Regions from separate parts of the Mus musculus genome. Here region 1 is linked to region 2. A link is a loop called in an ENCODE intact Hi-C map of the cell type or tissue named here. Cell type or tissue: gastrocnemius. All regions are shown on one strand. Links, peaks and the distances in the headings refer to the core of each region. The heading gives the core; the rest is flanking DNA. Region 1 holds the start of Rhox11 (reproductive homeobox 11). Region 2 has its middle 8.8 kb from the start of Zbtb33.

Region 1 (10,998 bases), core at 1,733-9,732, 95 kb after region 2:
TATGTAGAATCAGGTATGGTTTCCTAGGAATGACAGCTGGTGTCTCCTCCTGCATGTTTTACCCAAACCACAAACATGCACACAGCCCACTAAATGTCACAGCTAAGGATGAAAATACCTGTGAGAAAACACACCTGATAGACTCAGTTCTGTTTCTCAACTACAGTTCTTTATTAGATATTTTACATTAATTACATGTGTGAGCATGACACAACAACTGAGCATGTGGAGGTCAGAGGAGAACTTGGGAGACTCTATCCATCCTGTGGGGCCCAGGGACTAAAACCAGGTGCTCCGGAATACCATCATGTCTCTTTACCCACTGAGCAATCTCCCTGGATACACTATGGCGTTCATAAGACAACCTTTGATGCTTTGACAAGATGAAGTCTAATCTAAACAGCCCTCTGTGTGGGAGAACATGATGAAATATGTGTTTGCTGAGTCAGGGCAGGGATAGCAAAATAAAAATATGGAGAAATTATACAAGTGCACTTTTCTTACCAAGCACTGTGTAGCTAGCTCCACCCATCCCCCAAGTTTCAAGCTCCCTACTTTTCTCTGGACAGAGCTGCTGTTTTGTGACCAATGTTTGCTCCTTAGCCACACACAGCTACTATTGCTGCTGGTGCCCAGGGCTCATCTTTCTTGGCTTCCAGATTCTGGTCCCATTACTTCCCCCAAGACTTTCTCACAGAAACCATGGTTGGGGGCTGTATCAGTAGGCTAGGACACAGTAGGATCACAGAAGTCCCAGGGAAGGACCTGACAGGCACCTAGGAGGGTGCGACAGGATGTGAAGAAATGGTAGAACTGCCCATGAATGCTGCAGAGGCAGAGTGTGCCCTCATTCTGCCAGGGAGGGTGTAGCCACTGTGTTTCGAAGCCCCCTCAGCTGCTCTGAGCTACCTTTTGTAGAAATTTTAGTACAACATAGCCTTTTCTGTGGAAAGGACACCCAAGGAATAAATGGAAAATCCTGTACTTTATTGCTAACTGAAGAGAAGGGAGAGAGGGTTGTTTAGGCCAAAATGGGTGTCAAAGTTCTGGTGTTCACAGAAGAGCCCATCTCCCACTTGCTCCTGGAAAATGATGATTTTCTTGGATTCCACCAAGAAAATGACCTTCATGTGAAGGTCACCCTTTGTAGGAGGGGGGCAGGTACCAGCTTGTTTGTTTTACTAATTATTCCTAGATTTAGCTTTTCTAGTGTTGAACCAATCCTCAAATCAGAGGGAGAGAGTTGCTAGAACACTCTCAACAGTTTCTTAAATATTAAGTTCAGATATTTTTCTCTGATAAGGTATCTTTTATCTTAGAGATATATATTTCAAGTATATATTTCAATGTTTCCTGTCAGGTAAATCAGGATTATGTCTAAGAATATTCACATATAATTTTCTATATTTAGAGATATGAGAACATCATTTCTTCTACCTAATTTCTCCTATTCAGAATCTCTATTATGCAAAACCTTTACTGTAAATTAGTGTGATGTCTTTAAGTACTTAAGGTAAAACAAAAAACAAAATTGGCCAATGAAACCTTATAGAATTCTAAAGTCTCTGTGTAGCAAGGGAAAAAATCAACCGACTTAAGAGGAAATCCACAACGTTGGAAAAGATAGTTGCCAGTTATCATCTGATAGATTAACATCCAGGATATACAAAAAGCTTTTAAAAATGAAGAATCAAGAACATAAACTCAATATAGATGTGCTACAGATTTAAATAGAGTTGGCTAAAGAAGAAATAAAATGCTAAAGAAATATTTCAAATGTATCCAACACCCCTAGCAATTAGGGTAATGCAATTTAACATTACTTTTACATTTCCCTAGCATCTTTTAGAAATTGTGTAACCATAATGACCAGTGTAGCTATTTTTCCTAAGGAATCATGGTGGCACTTCTATCTTTGAGGTAACTAAAAGTTTTCTAATTGTACTTAAGGCCTGTTTAGCAGAAGAGAAATTATGCTCAGTATTATAAATCTAGTCAACTGTGTGTATTTAGTGAGGTTACAGCTCTTAGAGTTGAACCTACTATATTGCCACTTTCCCAAACTAATATAATTTCTAACTTTCAATATTTATTTTAATACCCACAAACAAGGGTAGACGTCAGCTATGACTAAAGAAGTATCTGTTTTCATTAGGAGACCACTATATAAAGCCAAAGCTGTTCAAAATGCAGAGAATTACTCGCCAAGTGCTACCTAGCCCCCATTGTACACATTTACAGCTTAACTTACACGTTTTAGGCTGGAGGAATGTGGTGAAAGAGGGAACAGAAGGACTGTAAGATCTAGGAGATCAAGAAGTCTGCTGTGAGATTGTGTCTTCTGAATAAAAAGGGAAAGCTATAGCAATGCAATCTCAATAACTACTCTCGAAACAAAATGTTAATAATTCCAACACTAGTTGACACCCAAACATAGTGGGTGAAATCTTACCTGTCTCCACCCCTAGCTTCAATTGCTGATAAAGGGAGAAAAAGTCTTTCCTGGGAATGAGGCCCTTTATTTGTTGTCCAATACCAAGTGATCATTCCTAAATAACTACACTAAACAGACTCAGCAGTGTGTGTGTGTGCGCGCGAGTGTGTGTTTTCAAATGTATGTAGTAAAAATTAAAAAAAAAGAGGTCATAAATTATAGAGAGACAGAGAGTGTGAGGGAGAGAGGGAGAGAGGGAGAGAGAGGAAGGGAGGGAGGGAGGGAGAGGGAGAGGGAGGGAGGGAGGGAGAGGGAGGGAGGGAGGGAGAGGGAGAGGGAGAGGGAGGGAGGGAGGGAGGGAGGGAGAGGGAGGGAGGGAGGGAGGGAGAGGGAGAGAGTGCAGAGGCTTGGGATGGATGAGAGGAACAAGGGGAGAAATTCTGTAATTAGATTTTAAAATTTTTAAAAACTCTGAAATACAACATGAAGCTCAGAATCTCTGCTCAGGGGACCATAGTCATGTATACAGCTTGATGTGCTTCTACGTTTCTCCCCAAGTTATCCTACCATCAAAAGTCCTTCCACATATTCCCAAGACTGCTGCTCATATGAATAAGGAAATCCAAGAATTTTTTGATGGCTGCTTCTCACCTGTATGCATCTCCTGAGATATCAATGTAGTTATAAATCTAAAAGCAAAGGTGAGTGGTGAGAGCGGATTCCCTGGGGCCATCTGCCTAGTATTGCTGAACAACTCCTTCAGGGAAAGCCAATGCAGTCTCCATCGATGATGCAAGTTTGTCAGCCAACAATGGAGAGAATCATACTGCAGCATCAGCATCAGTGAGGATGCAGGTACCAGGACAGTTAAATTCTACATCTGGTTTCTAAATGGAAGATTTTTTAAAATCAAATTAGTGTGTTTATACAAGTTTGGACCTAGGAAAATTCATTCCTTTTAAGTTCATTTTTTTTCCTTTGTTACTTTATTCAGACCTGCCAGAAGCACTTTTTCAACATCTTAGGAAGAATTTTTCAGAAATATTCAAAAGTGTCTTTGTTTTTCACAGTGGTGAATAAATAGTATGGAATGCTTTGTCTTGTGTATTTCACTAAACAGTTTTTCCAGCGAGAACTCACTGATCTCCATACTAGCCAGAGAGAAAATTCACCAATTTAACTAGAGAAAAATGAGCCAGCTCCAGACACCAGTAAGCCTGTTTGGGAAATCTTTAGCAATTATTTCTCTAGTATCATACGAGAACTAAAGGACATTCCCTAAATTGGCTTGCAGAGCAGAAGCTGAAAGAACCTTACAAACATGCATGCAAAAGGCAAAGAACTCAGAAGCGGCTTAGGCCAAGGAGATGGTCTTCTTAGCAGCTCCAATCCAGTGCAGAAAATCAGGAAAGTACCTGAAAGTTCTGTATTGGGTCCTCTTTAGAATGCTGGAGAATCTACATTCTGATGCCAGACAATGATCACTCTGGAGATGGTAGAATTACTCAGAAAAAGAGAATTCATATGCGCACAGGATTTTCCTTTGACCTCATTATATCTGGTTTTCCAGTTGGAATAAGTCACCCATATTGAGGGATAATTCTCTCTAGAATTACCTCACCATCTCCCTCAAGTGTGCATCCTAGGTAATTCTAAATCCGGTTAAGCTAACAATCAAGGCCACAGACAAGGGAAGTGCCTCCCAAGACTTCAGAAAACATATCTCGCACAAGATGTCAGGAAGAAGTCTGCCGTCCTTCAAATCATATTTCAAAAGAAGCCTCTGTGCCGGGCAGTGGTGGAGCACCCCTTTAATTCCAGCACTTGGGAGGCAGAGGCAGGCAGATTTCTGAGTTCGAGGCCAGCCTGGTCTGCAAAGTGAGTTCTAGGACAGCCAAGGCTATAAAGAAAAACCCTGCCTCGAAAAACAAAAAAAACAAACAAACAAACAAACAAAAAAAAAGCCTCTGGCATCTTGGGTACACTGAAGAAAGCACAGAAAAGGGTACATGGCACAAAAGTAAGAAAATGGTAAGAGTAAGTTTTGTGATGTTAGAGCCAAGGTGTCGAGCTTGCTAGCTAATGCTACTGACTGTCTTGGCACTGTAGAGGAATTTAGATACGTCTCTCAGATGGAGACACAAGAAAAAGGCTAATGAAGAGTCACCAAGAGACACTTTCCAGATCATAGATAGAGAAGCAGGAACAAGCAGGTTGCCTTAGCAAGATTCAACTGAAGTCACCCTTGCAGCTTGGGGTAAGGTCGCCAGGAATAAGAGTGGTAGGCAGAATGATGGCCTCTCATGGACCCTATAAATCTCCTAACCTTGTAGTTTGTGGATATGGCTTCAGAAAATTCTGGATACCCAGTGACTCCTGAAAGTAATTAAAGTTTAGGCCATAAAAAACAAACAAACAAACAAAACGACAACCTTCTGTTCTGGAAGGCTCCCTGGTACACTAAAGAAGACCTCCCTAAACATTTTAAACTGTGACCTTTTTGGACCTGAAATTTTATGTGATCAAAGGTAAACAGGCACAAAACACTTGTACCCAAATCAAACACTGACTAATAATGAACCATGAAGACTTTTACTTTATATACTATAAAAGGGCCCCAGACATTAGCACAACTAACTCCATGATGGAAGTACCATTCAGGTAATAAAACTAAGCACATAGACAGTACCCTTCATCAAAATAAAAACAAAGATCTAATCTATCAAAGTCCATAGTTTTGGGAAAGTCTCCAAATGGACTGACCTTGCTTTTTTGGCTTCTGTAGTTCTGCTTCTGGCTAACTCTTCTTGTTAATTGAAATATGTCAGCCCAGGATGTGTTTTTTATGTTTGGTAGCTCATCCTGAGACAATCTGGGAGCTATACTGGGGTCACAAACACTTAAACTGGTGTCCAAGTATTCTTCTCTGGTGGATACAACAAAAATACATATACATCATATACATATAATTATATTCTTTGTTAAAATTGCAAACACATCTTTATATTTACACACATATGCTTTTATTTTTTTTTATACAAAATTAAATCATGGCCTAATTTGGCTTTCTAGGATGGAAAGGATCAGCCAACATTTTTTCAGAGTTGTTCCATTATTTTGACTTCATAATTTACATAATGAGAATGCTTCAAATAATAGGTAGTACAAAGAGATGAAGCTTTATTTAGGGTCACATAAAAATAGGAAATTATATCCTAAAACGGTAGTTTATTTAGTTATCTTATTTTTATTGATATTCTGCCTTCACATCTAAATCAGCCTAAAATGCATTCTAAGCCATAGTCAAGATCCTGTCTTAGACCCAGGGAAACTCCTTAACTGAGATCCAACTAGGGCTTCACTTCTCATATGAGTTAGAAAACTAACGTTCTGTTTTAAGTCGCCCTTTTTGCCACGCCCGTTTATGACAACTGTCTTATTCTATAGGGCAGATTCACACAAAGTTCTACCCCGTGTGTGCCTAAACTAGAGCCTCACACAGGTTTGTGAGTTGAAAGCCAGTAGCATCGGTGGAGGAGGACGAGTGTCTGTGTCAGAGAGGAACGTGTGTAGCCTAGGGTAACAATTTAGAGGGCTTCAAGGAGCAGAGCCCCATTGGAAACCACAAGAGTGTGCCTTCTGACGAGCATAGATCATGTCCCGTAAGTACTTCTACTTCGACTACGACTACTATGGGATGAGCTTCTGTGAGGAAGAAATCACGACTGAACCCGAGGAAAAGGTGGCCTACACATCAAACAGTGGCGGCTTCGCCGATGAAGTAACAGGCATCCCGAAAGAGGGCCACCAGAGCTCTATAGGCGAGCATAGCTGTGTCATGCCTAACACTCAGGACACTGGGCGAGAAGAGCCAGAGGAGACCAGTAAGGTGGCCGAGACCAGTGAGCAGTCGTTATTCAGGATTCCTCGGAAAGCATACAGATTTACACCTGGACAGCTGTGGGAACTGCAAGCAGTGTTCGTAGAAAATCAGTATCCAGATGCCCTCAAAAGGTGTGTGTTCCGGGTTTGTCCCTCGGGCTCTTTTTCCTCTCCCCTGACCCCTTTCCACTCTTGTTAAAATGTTTTAAAGTCTTTGAGATTCAGCACATAGATTCACTCACAGTGGCATACCTTTGTCCCTGAGGTACAATCTCCTCAGAGCTTCAGGAGACATAGCCTCAGCGGACGCGGCGGGAGTGCGCCCTCTAGCGAGCTCAAGCCGTAACAAAGACTGAATCTGAATAAAACCTAACTAAACCTACACGGCAGTAGTGGAGGGTTTTGCAAAGCAGTGGCAGGCCCCCTGCATGCATTTTGTTGCGAGGGCTACCAGGGTGGTCACAGCCTCTCTTTAGTTTTATTAAATCTAAATCGGGGTCTGTCTGAGTTGTGCAGGCTGGCCTTGAATCAACTCTGTATCCCTGCTCGCCGTCCTTGAACTTTTGACCCTCCTGTCTCAGCCTCTTGTCTTAGCTGAGATTACTGGCAGCAGGGTTGACCTCCTTCCCCTCTCGGCCTTAAACCCACGAAGTTTTCAGCTAACTTTGTGCTGGTGGTTGGGGAGAGTTATTATCGAGAGGTTCTGAGTGGAATTTGTTTTCTCTATCGGTTAAAGAATTGAAAGGCAGGAAAGGTTCCAGACTCGGCAGGCAGCAATAGGTAACAAAGCTATTAAAACGGAAATAAGACTGGTGCAAGGCAAGGCAGGCAGAGAGATGCCCCTCTACTAAGTAGATAGGGGCATCTGAAAATGAAATGTTTTTTTTTCATCTGGGGGTGTATGTGTCAGCCTACCAAAACTGCTCATTCTTAGACTAGTCGTTTTAGACAAAGAAAGGCAAGCTGACAGGTTCATAGCTTCATGTAAACTGAAATATGATCAGGACAGGCTTTGAACGTACCTGACCAGACTGCAGTGGTCAGCCAAAGGCAGGAGAAAAGGCCCACTAGGCCTTTGTCTCAGGTGAAGAAGGTGAAGAAGGAGCAGAAGGTTTCCCCTCTTACTCGTCTGAGGCCCCTTTCCCTAGCTGTCTTCAGGTCTGGGGTTTGTTTAGCTCTTAGTCCCCCCACGAGGAGACCTCTCCTGGAGGACTGGGGTTGCATGCTTGGTGCGAACGAGGTCCCTGGAATGCTCACTGACCACTCCTTCGGTTGCTTTCATTGAAAAGATTATCCTTAAATACAGAAACATAAAAGCCTAAACCAAATCTGAAGGTCAAAATTGAGCAGCCTGAAGTCTTGTCAAGTGGTTTGGGGACAGGTCTCTGGGATCTTCTCTATGATACCAAAGGAAAACCTGAACCCATTAAACAACTGCCCTTCCCATGTCCACAGGCTCTAGCTACCACTCTCCTGCCTTATTGCTCCTCTCTGGGTGCCTTGTCTAGGAACGTCACTTAAGGGAAATCAGACAGAATTTGTCTTTTCTGAGTTAACCTGCTTCAATTGGCATGTCTTCAGGCCTCCTCAGTGTGCTAACATCTGGCTGAATTTCTGCTTTCTCGGGGGTAAATTACATCTCAAAGACCTCTTTGCATAGCTATCATATGTTTTCTGTTATTCCCACCATCTGCAAAAAGGATATCTGGATGATTTTCTCTGTGGCCCATGTAGACTGTGCTTTGCTGCTATGAGGAGAGAGAGTACACAAATGCCTCTCCTAAAATTCCAGATTTTCAGTCATTTGGGGGTGTACACCCAAAAACAATTTGCTGTATCATGTGATCATTCTATGCTCACTATTTGAAGGGGACCCGACCCTTCCTTTGTGGATATATTGCTTGACATCTCCCAAAATCCAGCATGATGTTTCCAATGCCTTTAGGGACTTACCAGGCTTGTTATTTTGTGGAGGACATTGTTAATAACCACTTCTCTGGGTGTGGGATAATATCTGTGTGATTTGGAGTTTATTTCCTTACTGTTGTGTGACTTTACCTGTGCTTTTAGCCACCATAACCTGTCTTTGTGGTCACGTGTCTCTTTAAAAAGGTCTTGTATTTAAGTGTGGGCGTGTTTTTGGAGTGGGTTACTGATGTTCATATATGTTGTCTGCTTCCATGTGATGCTTTTTACGTTCAATACACAGAACATTTAAATTTTGTCAGCATTCCAGGTTCTCTATTTCATGTGTATTGCCTGTGCTGGAACCTGCTTTTTGTACATACATTTTTTTAGAGAGCATGTTCAATAGAATGAAGACCTTCATGCCCGTGAAACTATATACCATCCCAAGAGTCAGTTGGAACAAGGTAAAACCACTTGTAAACATGGTTCCTTCTAAGAATTACTGAAAAACTATGCTTGTAGATGTGTGAGAGGAGATAGCATTTTAAAATTTTTATTAAAAATATTTTATACAATATATATTTAATTACATTTTCCCTTTCCTACTTCCTCCCAGATTCTTCCTACCCATCCAACTTCATCAACAAAACAAAACAGGAAAACTATCAAGACCAAAAACCCAAATCAAAGCAGAGAAAATTAGAAGAAAAAAAAAACAAGATAAAAATAAGCACACACACATTCACGCACACTCAGGCACACTCATGTACACACTCATACAGACACCCACAAAGTAACAAAAAATATATGGAGTCACTTTGGTATTGGTCGACTACTCTTGAACATGGGGCCTACCCTGGAGAGTTATGGGGATAATGTTGTCCTTTGTCTTAAGAAGCTTTTCAGTTTCATAAGGCCCTATTTATTAATTGTTGATCATAGTGCCTGAGCTATTGGAGTTCTGTTCAGGAAGTCATCTCCTGTACCAATGTGTTCAAGGATATTCTCCATTTTCCCATGTATCAGGTTCAGCGTATCCATTTTCTTATCAAACCTATTAGTCTGTGTCTTTTGGAGGAAGCATTATGGAGAGTTATTAATGATCAGTGTTTATTGATTCCTGTTATTTTGCTGCGGTAGCATGGATTTTTCCCTCTCCTGATGAACTTTTCTGGGATTTTTTTATTCTTTGTGTCTGTGGAAGTGGATTGGTGTACAAAAATTGCTTACATTTGTTTTTATTGTGAAATGGTTTTCTTTCTCTGTCAACTGCCTTTAATAGTTTTGCTGGGTCTAGTAGTCTGATTTGACAACTGTGATCTCTTAGAGCTTCTAGAATATTTATCCACTTCCTTCTGGCTTTCAGAGTCTCCATAGAAAAGCCAGCTTTTATTCTAATGGGCCCTCCTTTGTATATGACTTGGTCTTTTCCCCCTTGCAGCTTTTAATACCCTATCTTTTGATGTACATTTAGTGTTTCGATTATTATGTGTCACGGGGAATTTGTTTTCTGGTCCTGGTCCAGTCTATTTGGTGTTTCACACACTTTTATACCTTGAGAGGTGTGGCATTTTAATATTGTTCCAGATTTTAATATTGTTCCAGATTTCCTGGGCTACTTACACCTAGATTTTTTCTAATATTTAACATTTTCTTTGACTGAGATGTTATGTATCTTCTACCTTGTCTTCAAGATCTGAAATTTCTGTCTTCCATGCTCTTTAATCTATTGTTGAGACTTACATATGAAGCTTTTGTTTGGCATACTGTTTTTCATTTCCATTTTTATTTCATTTTGGCTTTCCTTTATTCTACTCCTTTGTTAAGTTTTACTTACATGTCTTGAATAGGTCTCACTATTTCATTCAACTGTGTGTGTTCTCATGGTCTTTAAAGGCATTTCTTCATACCTGTCTTTGAACATAATAATAGTTGATGTTTTGAAGTTTCTGTCTTGAGCTTCAGCTCAACTGTTTTACTTACAGCTTAATACAATAGAGTTGCTGACTTCTGGAGGAAGCATATTGTATTGGTTCATGGTTGTGTTTTGGTGCTATGATCCAGGCGTCTGAGGTTCAAAACAGGTGTTTCTTGGTGTATATATCTGGTATCATTTTTGGTGAGTGGGTCCTTTGGTTCAAGCCAAATGTGGCTGCAGCGAGGTAACGATGCTCAAGGCCAGTGCGATGGCTGTTCGCACGTTGCACCAGGAGGCTTGGGGTGGGCTGGGAGGAGTGCCTCCTACAGGCAGGCTGCAACAGAACTAAGAATAAGTATGGAGAGCAAGCTATTAAATCTTAAAATATGCACAGAGCATACAAATTTTACTTCATTTTTTTGCCTGGTATGGAATACTGAGTATTTGTCTTTTTCTCTCCATAGAAAAGAGCTGGCAGGGCTCCTGAATGTGGATGAACAGAAAATAAAGGTCAGTCGGCTCGCTTTTTACTTTAGCAGGGTACTGATCTCAAGCCCGCCTTAGGACACGATGACCTTGTCCTAGGCCCATGTAGCTGCCATATGTTTTTTTCTTGTGTGTTTTATCCTGAGAAATAAGATTTGGACTATAGGGCTTTGGCAAGTGGAAACTGGAAAAAGGGAAATTTAGCTGGTGTTTCTACCCCATGACTGGCAGTCACATATGTTCATTCCTAAAGTAAAAGCATAAAGAAATAAATAGAATCTTCACTTATCTATCTATCTATCTATCTATCTATCTATCTATCTATCTATCTATCTATCTATCTTATATGTTTGTGTGTGTGTGTGTGTGT
Region 2 (10,998 bases), core at 1,936-9,935:
ATGTATATATTCACACAACTGTGCATATTTTATGAACATGCATGTGACACAGCATGAGCCCAGTAAGTGTCCACAGTAGGCATCCACATGGTACAAGAGACAGCCATCATCCAATATTACAAAATAAATAATATACACTCACAGAAAATGTCTGCAACATAAATAGAACTGCTACAGCCACTGTGTGAAGTGTTCACTTCACATATGGCCCAGCCTCTTGTCCTTCAGGTATTATAAGCATTGGAGGCTGAACAAATCGTGGTCTCTGATTCAGTTTAGACCTAGCAAGCTAAATGGGAGAATGAAGAGCTGAGTGGATTGGATGCAATGGCAGCCTATTTACACCTATGCACATATACCTTGCCCCTGGCTGGAGGGCTCAGGAACCTGGGCAAGACTTACCAAAATACTTGCAGTGTTTATTGTAACTTTGTGTGATTCTACAAGATGCTTGAGCCATCAGAGCATCACCTGGTGAGTGTGTGCCCTGGTTTAGTGACTTTTCTATCTCCAATGCTTTGTTCCAAAGTTCCCAGTGGGAAGAACTCCAGCAAACTCTGCTAATATGTACATTCCCAGGCAGGGGAATCACTGCTCTAGCTTGGGATCTTGGTTGGGTTTTGGAATGCTAATGACCTCAACCATTGGTGAGTCTGAAAACTAGTTCTGCTACTTCTGTTTATGGCTCCTTAGCAGCTTCTCTGTGCCTCCCCCACCCCTTCAGCTTCTTCTGCTTATCTCCTGCTACAAGCCCAGACAAAACCTTTAGGACAAAGAGATTGAGTTCAGTGTGGCATAATTGAGTAATTTGCATTTCTGAGAACTCTTTGGTCTTTTCGCGTTTCTGTTCTACTTCCCTTGAACCCCTTTCATTCCTATTTTCAATGTATCCACAAAAGTCCCTTCCTTTCCTTATTCACCTCTTTTTCTGCCTTAGATTCTCACTCATTCTTGGGTCCTTTTCTTAGGTATAAAGGTCCCCACTCCTTCTCCTGCCCCAGATATGAAATGGGACTTGGGAGAGAAGAACTAAATATAGTATTGTTTTGCATTACCACTATAGTCTTTTAAATTTAGATTGTTTTGTTTTCATTTTTTTTGTAAGGGTCTGGTTTCACCAAAGAATGATACACCAGACTCAAATAGTATGCAAAGGCAAAGAGCTTTTATTCTGCAGAAATTACCAGCATTCAGGGACCTCCATCCATCAAACTGGAGGTGCTGAGTGAGTTTGCAGGCTCACATTTAAAGCCTGTTAGGGGAAATCCAGGGAGGAGTGGGTAACCTCTATCCTGTTGTATCAAAACAGAAACTTAGGCCTACCCCTTAAACTACCACTTTGGAGCCTGTCATGGAGTCTGCTTGGCTTAGCCCCTGGCTTGGCCTTTTAATTGCCCTCTCATTCCCCAGTCTGATTTGTAACTGAATCAAATTAAACTGATTGATCAGGTCTTTTTCCCAAGGTCCGAATCATTGGCCAAAGGGTCAATTGGGACCCAAGAATCAGAAGTTACTGCCAGAAATAGGGGATTTTTTTTTTGACTTAGCATCTCAGCCTATAAAGTGGGGTGGTGAACATCATATTTTTCTTCTGTAACTGCTTCCTGTTGGCATTAGGATGTCAAAAGGGCCCAGGAAGGCTGAAATGCTAGTTAAGGGCAATGAGGGCATTTATCAGAAGCATCTGATCAAATGATCCCGCTAAAAGACAGGGAATTATTATATTGATTGGACTGGTTAATCATCAGCTTTCAGAATTTAGCAGTTTGCAGTCCTTAGATGAAAATCTACTGAGACAATATAAACTAGGGACAGAAGTTAAAATTTGTCTAGAAATTGGGGAAGTTAAACCCTAAGACCAAGGGGAAAATCCTATTTTTAAGAACAGGCAGGCATACTGAAGTCCATTTGATCTGTGGTAAGTAGATCCAAATCTTATGATTTTTTTTTTGATTACCTGAAGCTTATGTGAACTTTAATTTACAAAAGTATTTACCATTGGATTGAAATCCCTATTTTAGAAAAAGCAGTTAACAGGTGTCTTTAAGACAACAGGAGTAGACACCTGTCTTTAAGGCTCAGTAAACACTATAGGTTTGGGTTAATAGACATGAAACATTTTTTCCTCAGTCCAGAGGGCTAGTACCCAACTAGCATATCTGAGTTAGATGATCATTGTCTGTTCTTAGTTATCTGCTCTAAACTGTACATTTCGAACATAAAACAAGAGATTAAATACAGTTTTAACTCATAATTAACTGCATCAGTTTTTATCCTGACTTTAAATATATTTCAGAATATGGGATTTGATTATTTACAAAGTTATGGACTATCAATCCCTGTTAACCTCAAGCCTTATAAGTCATTTTTGGTTTTTCTGGCCTGCAACTTCAGCTGGGTCAGATCATCAGCTTGTCTGCTCTTCTGAAGACCTCAGTCTGAAGCTCTCCCAGGAGAGCTGCTGTACCCAGGGCAACAGGTAAGGGAGCCTCCCAAAGAACTGCAGCAGCTGGGAACCCTGAGGAGCCCAGCAGATTCCAGACCCATCCCCTCTGCTCTTACTCCACTCCCCTTCTGGTCTGCTCCTTCAAAAGGGGCAGATCATCAGCTTCTAGGCCCTTCTGAAGACTCCATAGCCTGAAGGCCTTCCAGGAGATCTGCTGCACCAGGGGAACAAGTCATCAGCTTGTCTGCCCCTCTGAAGATCCCACAGTCTGAAGGCCTCCCAGAAGGTCTGCTATAGCCAGGGCCACAGATCTCCTAGGAAACCTGCAGCAACCCAGGGACACAGGAGTCAGGATCCAGACAGAGACACCCGGGCCAGTTAACACCAGAGATAACCAGATGGCAAGAAGCAAGCACAAAAACATAAGCAACAGAAACCAATACTATTTGGTAACATCAGAACCCAGTTCTTCCACCACAGCAAGCCCTGGATACCCCCAACACACTTGAAAACCAGGATGCTGACTTAAAATCCTGTCTCATGAGGATAATAGAGTCCTTAGAGGAGGATATAAATAACTCATTGTAAGAAATACAGGAAAACACAGGTAGAAGCTCTTTTTTTTTCTTGAAAAACAGGGTTTATTGATTTTTAAACTGCAAATAGTCGTTACAAAAAGTTTTTTTTTCTTTTAAATAAATTCACACAAAGAAAGAGAAATAGAAAGCGACAGTAGTGACCAGCAAGAGGAATAATAATTACATTCATCTTTATGTGTGTGTGCCAGTTGTTTATGTCAACATTGGAAAACTCCAACCTAGAATCCAGAACCACAAATCTGCGAGGGGAATGTCTTGAGATGGGCACATGGAATTCAAAGGGTTTTTCCCTCTCTCTCTCTCTCTTTTTTTCCCTCTTAGAAGCTATACATAAATGGTGGTTTTCCTTCTGTACTGTCACAGAACTTATACATACATTCTCAGTCCTACCTGTGAAAGGCCTAAGGAGAAAGAAACTCAATTTGCAGTCCAACACAAAGGGGAGAATTTCTAAAATAAATCATCCAACAGTTTTTTGCACTTGTTTAAATTAATTTTTCATGTTTTTAAAATAAAATAACCAAAAAAGTGTAAAGTTACAAAAATGTTGTTGAAGAATAAAAATTAAAACTGTGGAAAAAAGAGGAAAGACACATCACAAAATTTTAAGATTAATATGAAGATCATAATTTAACATAAAAGAATATATTCTATGGATTTGTCATCCCGATAAATATGAACAAAATTAACAAAAAAGCATAGTTTGGCAATAAATACGTTTTGATAAGTTAAATAAGCTTTTTTATATTGATGTGCAGTGATAAGCAACATTTTTGCTCTCCAATTTCTGAAAGTTAGATGAAGTTTAAACCTAGGGAAAAAAGCATTGTGTGGGGGCTCTAAGGTAGACCTAAGGTATTCTAGAGCAAAATCCATTAAAGCTACTTCTACAGGAAATCGTTTTACACAGCTATTGTATGTGGAATGCAGACCATTGACTGCTCACCCCTTACATGGTTTTTTTGTTGTTGTTTTGTTTTTAGCTTTTCTCTCATTTGTTGTCATTTTTAAGATGTCACATATGAATTGGGGAACTTTAGCACCAGAATCAAGTCTCTCATAGTCCATCTAGTTTCCCCTTCCTCCCCACTTAAAAAAAAAAAAAGAAAAGAAAAGAAAGAAAGAAATTAAATCACAAAATCCCACTTATGTCAAAACCTTCGTCCAACTTGTTCAACCTTTGTCCCTGGAGACCTACACAAACCCAGGCAAGATTAGTCAACAGGGGTTCGGGCTGGGAAGAAAAAGGTTTTGAAAGTCAAAATAGACCCCCCCCCCAAAAAAAACCCCAAGTCCAGCAACAGCTCTCTGAGGGAGGTGAGTAACTATAAGGAAGAGGAAGAGTGCGCGGGAGACTGAAAGAAAGGTGCACTTGTGTGGCCAGCTGGGGGAGCTGCTGGTTGCGGGTCACCCCACCCCCACCCCCACCCCCACCGGCAGGGGCTCTGAGAGGCCCACGGGTGCCCCCTGGCGTTGAAGAGGTAATGTAGTCACAGTGACAAGTTGCTTCTGTAAATGGTTACTGCTTTTTTTCTTCTGTGATTTGGCGCTTAAGGCTTGGGGGGGGGGCGGGGGGGGGAAGGGAGGCATCTACTGACAAAAGACGGAACTCTGTTATGCGTGGTTAAGTGGGCTATGAAACGGAGGGAGAGGGTTTCAAGCCAGAAGGTACCGACAAATTGACTTGTCCTTATGTGGGGGGAGGGTAACATACCAAGGTTCTGGGAAAGGGGCTGAGCTTAAATGTATCAATGTGGGGTTTGAGGGAAAGTTAGGGGGTGGGGAGGTGAAGGAGGCGGGGGGGGGGACAGAAGGCGGGGGGTGGGTCCCTCCCTACCCCTACCCTGGCTTAGTCATCTGAGATGGAGAGTCTGCTGAAAATGGGCAGGCGTCTTGAGTTGTCCAAGGTAGGGGAGTCTGAGCCACTGTGGCTGGAGCTGGAGCTGCTCAGATAGCCCTCACGGTCTGAGAGAGAATCCTGAGGGCTTGTGGGGGGGGGGGGGAGTCAAACATGTGAGGGGATTCAGACATGGGCCAGAAGAGGAAAGTGGTGGGGGAGCCTCCCCCAGACAGCCCCATGCTAGGAGCAAAGAGGCTCACCAGCTCCTGGCTGGAAAAGGCGAAGGGGTTATTGGTGCCATCGGGCAGAGTAGGTGAGCCCAAGAGATCATTGGCGCTCAGGATAGGGGTTGGGATGATGGATATGGGGCTGTCCAGCATCCCCGTGGCAGCGGCGGTGGCAGCGGCACTGGGAAACCCAGCAAAGCTAAAGCTATGCTGGAGGCTGGACGGTCAGCGGAAAAGTCCCGGCCCCCACCAGGGCTCGTCGCTCCTCGGCGTTATGAATGAAGTGGCAGCGGGGCCATACGGGCAAAAGCAGATGGTGTGGAAGGTGCGGCACAGCTCCATCTTGTACTTGGGGTGGCGGGTCAGGCTGCGGAGCTTGTGGATGCCATGCGCGAACTAGCACTTGTCCCCGTACTTACAGGCACCGTTTTCTTCGAAGGGATGGCACAGCTCCGTCTTGTAGCGGCTGGAGTTGACCTGGCTGCTCCCAGGCTGCTTCTGGGTGGGCAGCAGCCACTCGCCCCCTTTGGAGAAAGAGCGGTCTCGAAAGCGGCTGTCACGTGAGCTCAGGGCCGGGGCGGCTCACCCTTAAGGCTGCTGAGAAGCTGGTTCTGATGAAACTTGGAGCTGGGCAGAGTGACGGACTGCCTGCGAGGGAAGCCCCTGCTAGCAGGGGTGCCCACTGCCTTCCTGTCCAGCAGGCAGCCCCCAGCGCTGGGAGTGCTGTAGTTGAGTATCTTGTTACCCTTGCATAAAACTTCGCTCAAGTCGAAAATGGTGGCAGACACGAGGGTGGTGGTGAAGAATAAAAATTTTTACTGAACTCTTATTCACCCCAGAGCCTAGACCCCTCCCATCTAGAGGTTGTTCTCGGAACACTCCTAAACTTTTCACCCCAGAACGTATCCCTAAACTCCTCACCCTACCCTCCCTACCCTCCCAACTGAAAACTGTTCCAAGAACATTTTTAAGATAAAAAACCTTCAAAATGACAAAATGAACCGAGTACATTGCCAGATGAAGGACATGATGACCCCTTAGTTATGTAGAATCCTTTGGCAGAACCCCTTGTCCCTTGGCAGAACTCCCTAGTGATGTAAACTTGTGCTTCCCTGCCCAACTCTCCCCCCTTGAGTTTTCCTATATAAGCCTGTGAACAGCTCTGGCTAAGGGTCGATTCTCCTCTACACCACTAGGTGCCACTGGGTGTATGAGTTTCGACCCCAGAGCTCTGGTTGTCTTTGTGCTTTCATGTCGCTGCTGCTTTATTAAATCTTACCTTCTACATTTTATATATGGTCTCAGTGTCTTCTTGGGTCCGCGGCTGTCCCGGGACTTAAGTGCCTGAGTGGGGATCTCCCCTCGGGGGTCTTTCAGTGGTCATCGTGGGCGTTCGCACCGGGCAAGGACTAGGATCTGGTATGTCGTGAAGGTCCCAGTGCGGGGAAGGCGCAGCCTCCTGCTCTCCGGTCAGGAGTCCCACACGCCTGTTCCCGGCGCTCCTCGCCTTTCTGACTCTCGCCCTAGTAGAAGCTCTTAAAGAGAAAACAAATAAATCTCTTAAAGAAATATAGGAAAACACAACCAAACAGGAGAAGGAATTAAATAGTGGTCCAAGACCTTAAAGTGGAAGTAGAAACAATAAAGAAAACACAAATAGAGGCAACCCTGGAAATGGAAAACTTAGGAAAGAGGTCAGGAGCTACAGATGCAAGCATCAACAACAGAATACAAGAAATAGAAGAAAAAAAACTCAAGTGTAGAAGATACCTTAAAAGATAATTGACACAACAGTCAGAGAAAATTCAGATCATAAAAAACTCCTAACCTGAACCATCCAGTAAATCTAGGACACAATGAAAAGACCAAACTAAAGAATAATGGAAATAGAAGAGAGCAAAGACTCCCAGGTTAAAGGACCAGAAAACATTTTCAGCAAACTCATAGAAGAAAACTTCCTTAACCTAAAGAAAGAGATGGCCACAAAGGTAAAAGAAGCCTATGGAATACCAAAGAGATTGGACCAGAAAAGAAATCCTCTCACCACATAATAAAACACTAAATGCACAGAACAAAGAAAGAATATTGAAAGCTGTAAAGGAAAAAGACCAAGTAACATATAAAGGCAGCCCGATCAGAATTACACCAGAGACTAGGAAAGCTAGAAGATCTTGGACAGATGTCATGCAGACTGTAAGAGAACACAAATGCCAGCCCAGTCTACTATACCTAGCAAAACTCTCATCATAGATGGAGAAACCAAAATATTCCACGACGAAACCGAATTTAAACAACATCTATCTACCAACCCAACCTTACAGGGGATTCTAGAAGGAAAACTCCAACACAAGGAGGGTGCCTACACAAAAACAAAAACAGAAACAAAACAAACAAACAAACAAACAAACAAACAAAAAACCCAAGAAATTAACCATCTCATAACAAAACCAAAAGGTTCTTGTTTGCGTATATAGTCTGTTAGCTTTTGTCTCTTTATTGGGAAATTGAGTCCGTTGATATTAGAGATATTAAAGATGGATGACTATAAGTTCCTGTTATGTTTGTTGTTATAGGTGGCAGCCCGGGGTCAGATGGCTTTACTGCAGAATTCTACCAGACTTTCAAAGAAGAGCTAATATCACTATTTCTCAAACTATTCCACAAAATAGCAGAAGGAACACTACCTAATTCATTCTATGAAGCCACAGTTATGCTGATACCTAAACCACACAAAGACCCAACAAAGAAAGAGAAATTCAGATCAATTTCACTATGAATATCAGTGCAAAAATAATAAAATTCTAGTAACCAAATCCGAGAACACATCAAAATGATCATTCACCATGATCAAGTAGGCTTCATCCTGGGAATGCAAGGTTGGTTCAATATATGAAAATACATTAACATAATCCACTATATAAACAAATTCAAAGAAAATAATCACATGATCATCTCATTAGCTGCTGAAAAAGCATTTGACAAATTCAACACCCCTTCATGTTAAAAGTCTTTGAATGATCAGGAATTCAAGGCCCATACCTAAACATAATAAAAGTAATATACAGCAAAACAGTAGCCAACATCAAAATAAATGGAGAGATACTTGAAGCGATCCCAGAAAAATCAGGGACAAGACAAGGCTGCCCATTCTCCCTGTATCTATTCAATATAGTACTCAAAATTCTAGCTAGAGCAATAAGACAACAAAAGGAGATCAAGGGGATACAAATTGGCAAAGCAGAAGTCAAGGTATCCCTATTTGCAGAAGATATGATAGTATACATAAGGGATACCAAAAATTCTACCAGAGAACTTCTACAGCTGATAAACAACTTCAGCAAAATGGTTGGATATAAAATTAACTCAAACAAATCAGTAGCTTTCCTTTATACAAATGATAAATGGGCTGAGAAAGAAATTAGGGAAACAACACCCTTCACAATAGTCACAAATAATATAAAATATCTTGGGGTAATTCTAACTAAACAAGTGAAAGATCTGTATGACAATAACTTCAAGTCTCTCAAGAAAGAAATCAAAGAAGACCTCAGAAAATTGAGAGATCTCCCATGCTCATAGATTGGTAGGATTAACATAGTAAAAATGCAATCTACAGATTCAACGCAATTCCCATCAAAATTCCAACACAATTCTTCATAGATATGGAAAGAGCAATTCTCAATTTCATATGGAAAACCAAAAAACCCAGGACAGCAAAAACAATTCTTAACAATAAAGGAACTTCTGGGAGAATCACCATCCTGACCTCAAGCAATAGTGATTAAAAAAATACTGCATGGTATTGGTACAGAGACAGACAGGTAGATCAGTGGAATAGAATTGATGATCCAGAAAAATAAAACTACACATCTATGCACACTCAATCTTTGACAAAGAAGCCAAAAAATGAAATGAAAAAAGAAAGCATTTTCAATAAATGATGCTGATCTAACTGGAAGAGTGTATGTAGAAAAATGAAAATAGATCCATTTGTCACCTTGCACAAAACTCAAGTCCAAGTGAATCAAGGACCTCAATATAAAATCAGATACACTGAATCTAATAGAAGAGAAATTGGGAAGGAGCCTTGAACTCATTTACTCAGGGGAAATTTCCTAAGCAGAACTCTAATGGCTCAGGCTCTAAGGTCAAGAATTGATAAATGGGACCTCATGAAACTGGAAAGCTTCTGTAAGGTAAAGGACATACTCGGTAAGACAAATCGGCAACCTTCAATAGGACAAATTGGCTACTTACCTACAGACTGGGAAAAAAAAATCTTCACTAACTCCGTATTTGATAGAGGGCTAATATTCAAAATATATAAAGAACTCACAAAGCTAACCTCCAAAACCAACCAACCAAACAAACAAACAAACAAACAAAACCCCCAAACAAACAGAGGAAACTCAAAGGCTGAGAAACACTTAAAGAAATGTTCAAAGTCCTTAGTGATCAGGCAAATGCAAATCAAAACAATCCTGAGATTGTTACACCAATGGCTAAGATGGTTTACAAAATAGCTTACAGAAGGGCTAAGATCAAAAGCTCAGGTGACAGCAGATGCTGGCGAGGATATGGAGAAAGAGGAACACTCCTCTATTGTTGGTGGAATTGCAAGCTTATACAACCACTCTGGAAATCAGTCTGGTGGTTCCTCAGAAAATTGTAAACAGTCTTACCTGAAGATCCAGCTATACCACTCTTGGGTATATACCCAAAAGATGCCCCACCATACCTAACAAGGACTTGTGCTCCACTATGTTCATATAAGTCTTATTTGTAATAGCCAGAAGCTTGCAACAACCCAGATGTTCCTCAACGGAAGAATGGAATCAGAAAAATGTGGTTCATTTACACAATGGAATACTATTCAGCTATTAAGAATGAGGACAGCATGAGTTTTGCAGGTAAATGGATGGGACTAGAAAATATCATCCTGAGTGAGGTGACTCAGACCCAAAAGGACATGTACTCACTAATAAGAGAATATTAGCCAAAAAATTACAAAATACCCAGGATACAATCCACAGAACTCATGAAGGTTAACAAGCCGAAGGGCCCAAGTTAGGATGCTTCAGTCCCACTTGGGAGGGAGAAGAAAGCAATCCCCGGGGTGTGTGTGTGTGGGAGACAGAGGGAGGGAAGGATCTGGGTGGGAGAGGAGAGGGAGAGGGGAAAGGGGAACATGATCAGGTATGGGGGTGGACAGGAGAGAAGCCCTGAGGGCCAGCAGAAAGAATGGAAACAGGCAACCTCAGGGGGTGGGAGGTGGGGGGAGCCTCTAGAATGTACCAGAGACCTGGGAGGTGAGAGACTCTCAGGACTCAAAGGGAGGGACCTTCGATGAAATGCCGTACAGTGGGGAGAGAGAACTTGTAGAGTCCACCTCCAGCAGAAAGACAGGGCATCAAGTGGAGGGATGGGGTTGCCATCCCATAGTCAAAAACTGTGACCCAGAATTTAAAAGAACTGCAGGGACAAAAATGGAGAAGAGACTGAGGGAAAGGAGGTCCAGTGACCAGCCCAACTTGGGATCCATCTCAAGGGAGACTCCAAGGCCTGACACTAAACAGACAGGAGCCTAGCATGGATGCCCTCTGAGAGGCCCAACAAGCAGCTGAAAGAGTCAGATGCAGACATTTAAACCCAACCAATGGACCCCAGTGGTTAAATTAAGGAAAGTCTGAAAGAAGCTGAGGAGAAGGGTGACCCTGTTGGAGGACCAGCAGGCTCAACTAATCTGGACCCCCGAGATCTCTCAGACACTGGACCACCAACCAGGCAGCATACACCAGCTGGTAGGAGGCCCCCAACACATATACAGCAGAGGACTGCCTGGTCTGGCCTCAGTGAGAGAAGATGCAACTAGAGAGACTTGATTGA

Evidence for each region. Peaks named below come from ENCODE experiments on the same cell type or tissue, not always from the same donor. Only the 100,000 strongest peaks of a DNase experiment are listed, where the experiment ranks them.
Region 1: it touches region 2 in a loop (30-fold over the local background); 21 of 42 quality-filtered maps call a loop at or near these places.

Annotation. Positions count from the first base shown.
Region 1 is chrX:38,080,069-38,091,066 of GRCm38, reverse strand. It overlaps Rhox11 (reproductive homeobox 11), which reads left to right and starts at 5,928. Exons shown (of 3, transcript NM_198598.2): 1 at 5,928-6,448; 2 at 10,607-10,652. The coding sequence starts at 6,090. It also overlaps the pseudogene Rhox11-ps3. In gastrocnemius, for the core only: a CTCF peak has its summit at 6,641; a DNase peak (open chromatin) is centred at 6,640.
Region 2 is chrX:38,175,523-38,186,520 of GRCm38, reverse strand. It overlaps the pseudogene Zfp36l1-ps. Among named protein-coding and RNA genes, the nearest start is that of Zbtb33, 8.8 kb to the left of the region's middle. In gastrocnemius, for the core only: CTCF peaks have their summits at 4,512 (motif pointing left) and 6,304 (motif pointing right); DNase peaks (open chromatin) are centred at 5,424, 5,661, 6,354, 6,523 and 1 more place; H3K4me3 peaks cover 2,579 bases; H3K27ac peaks cover 598 bases.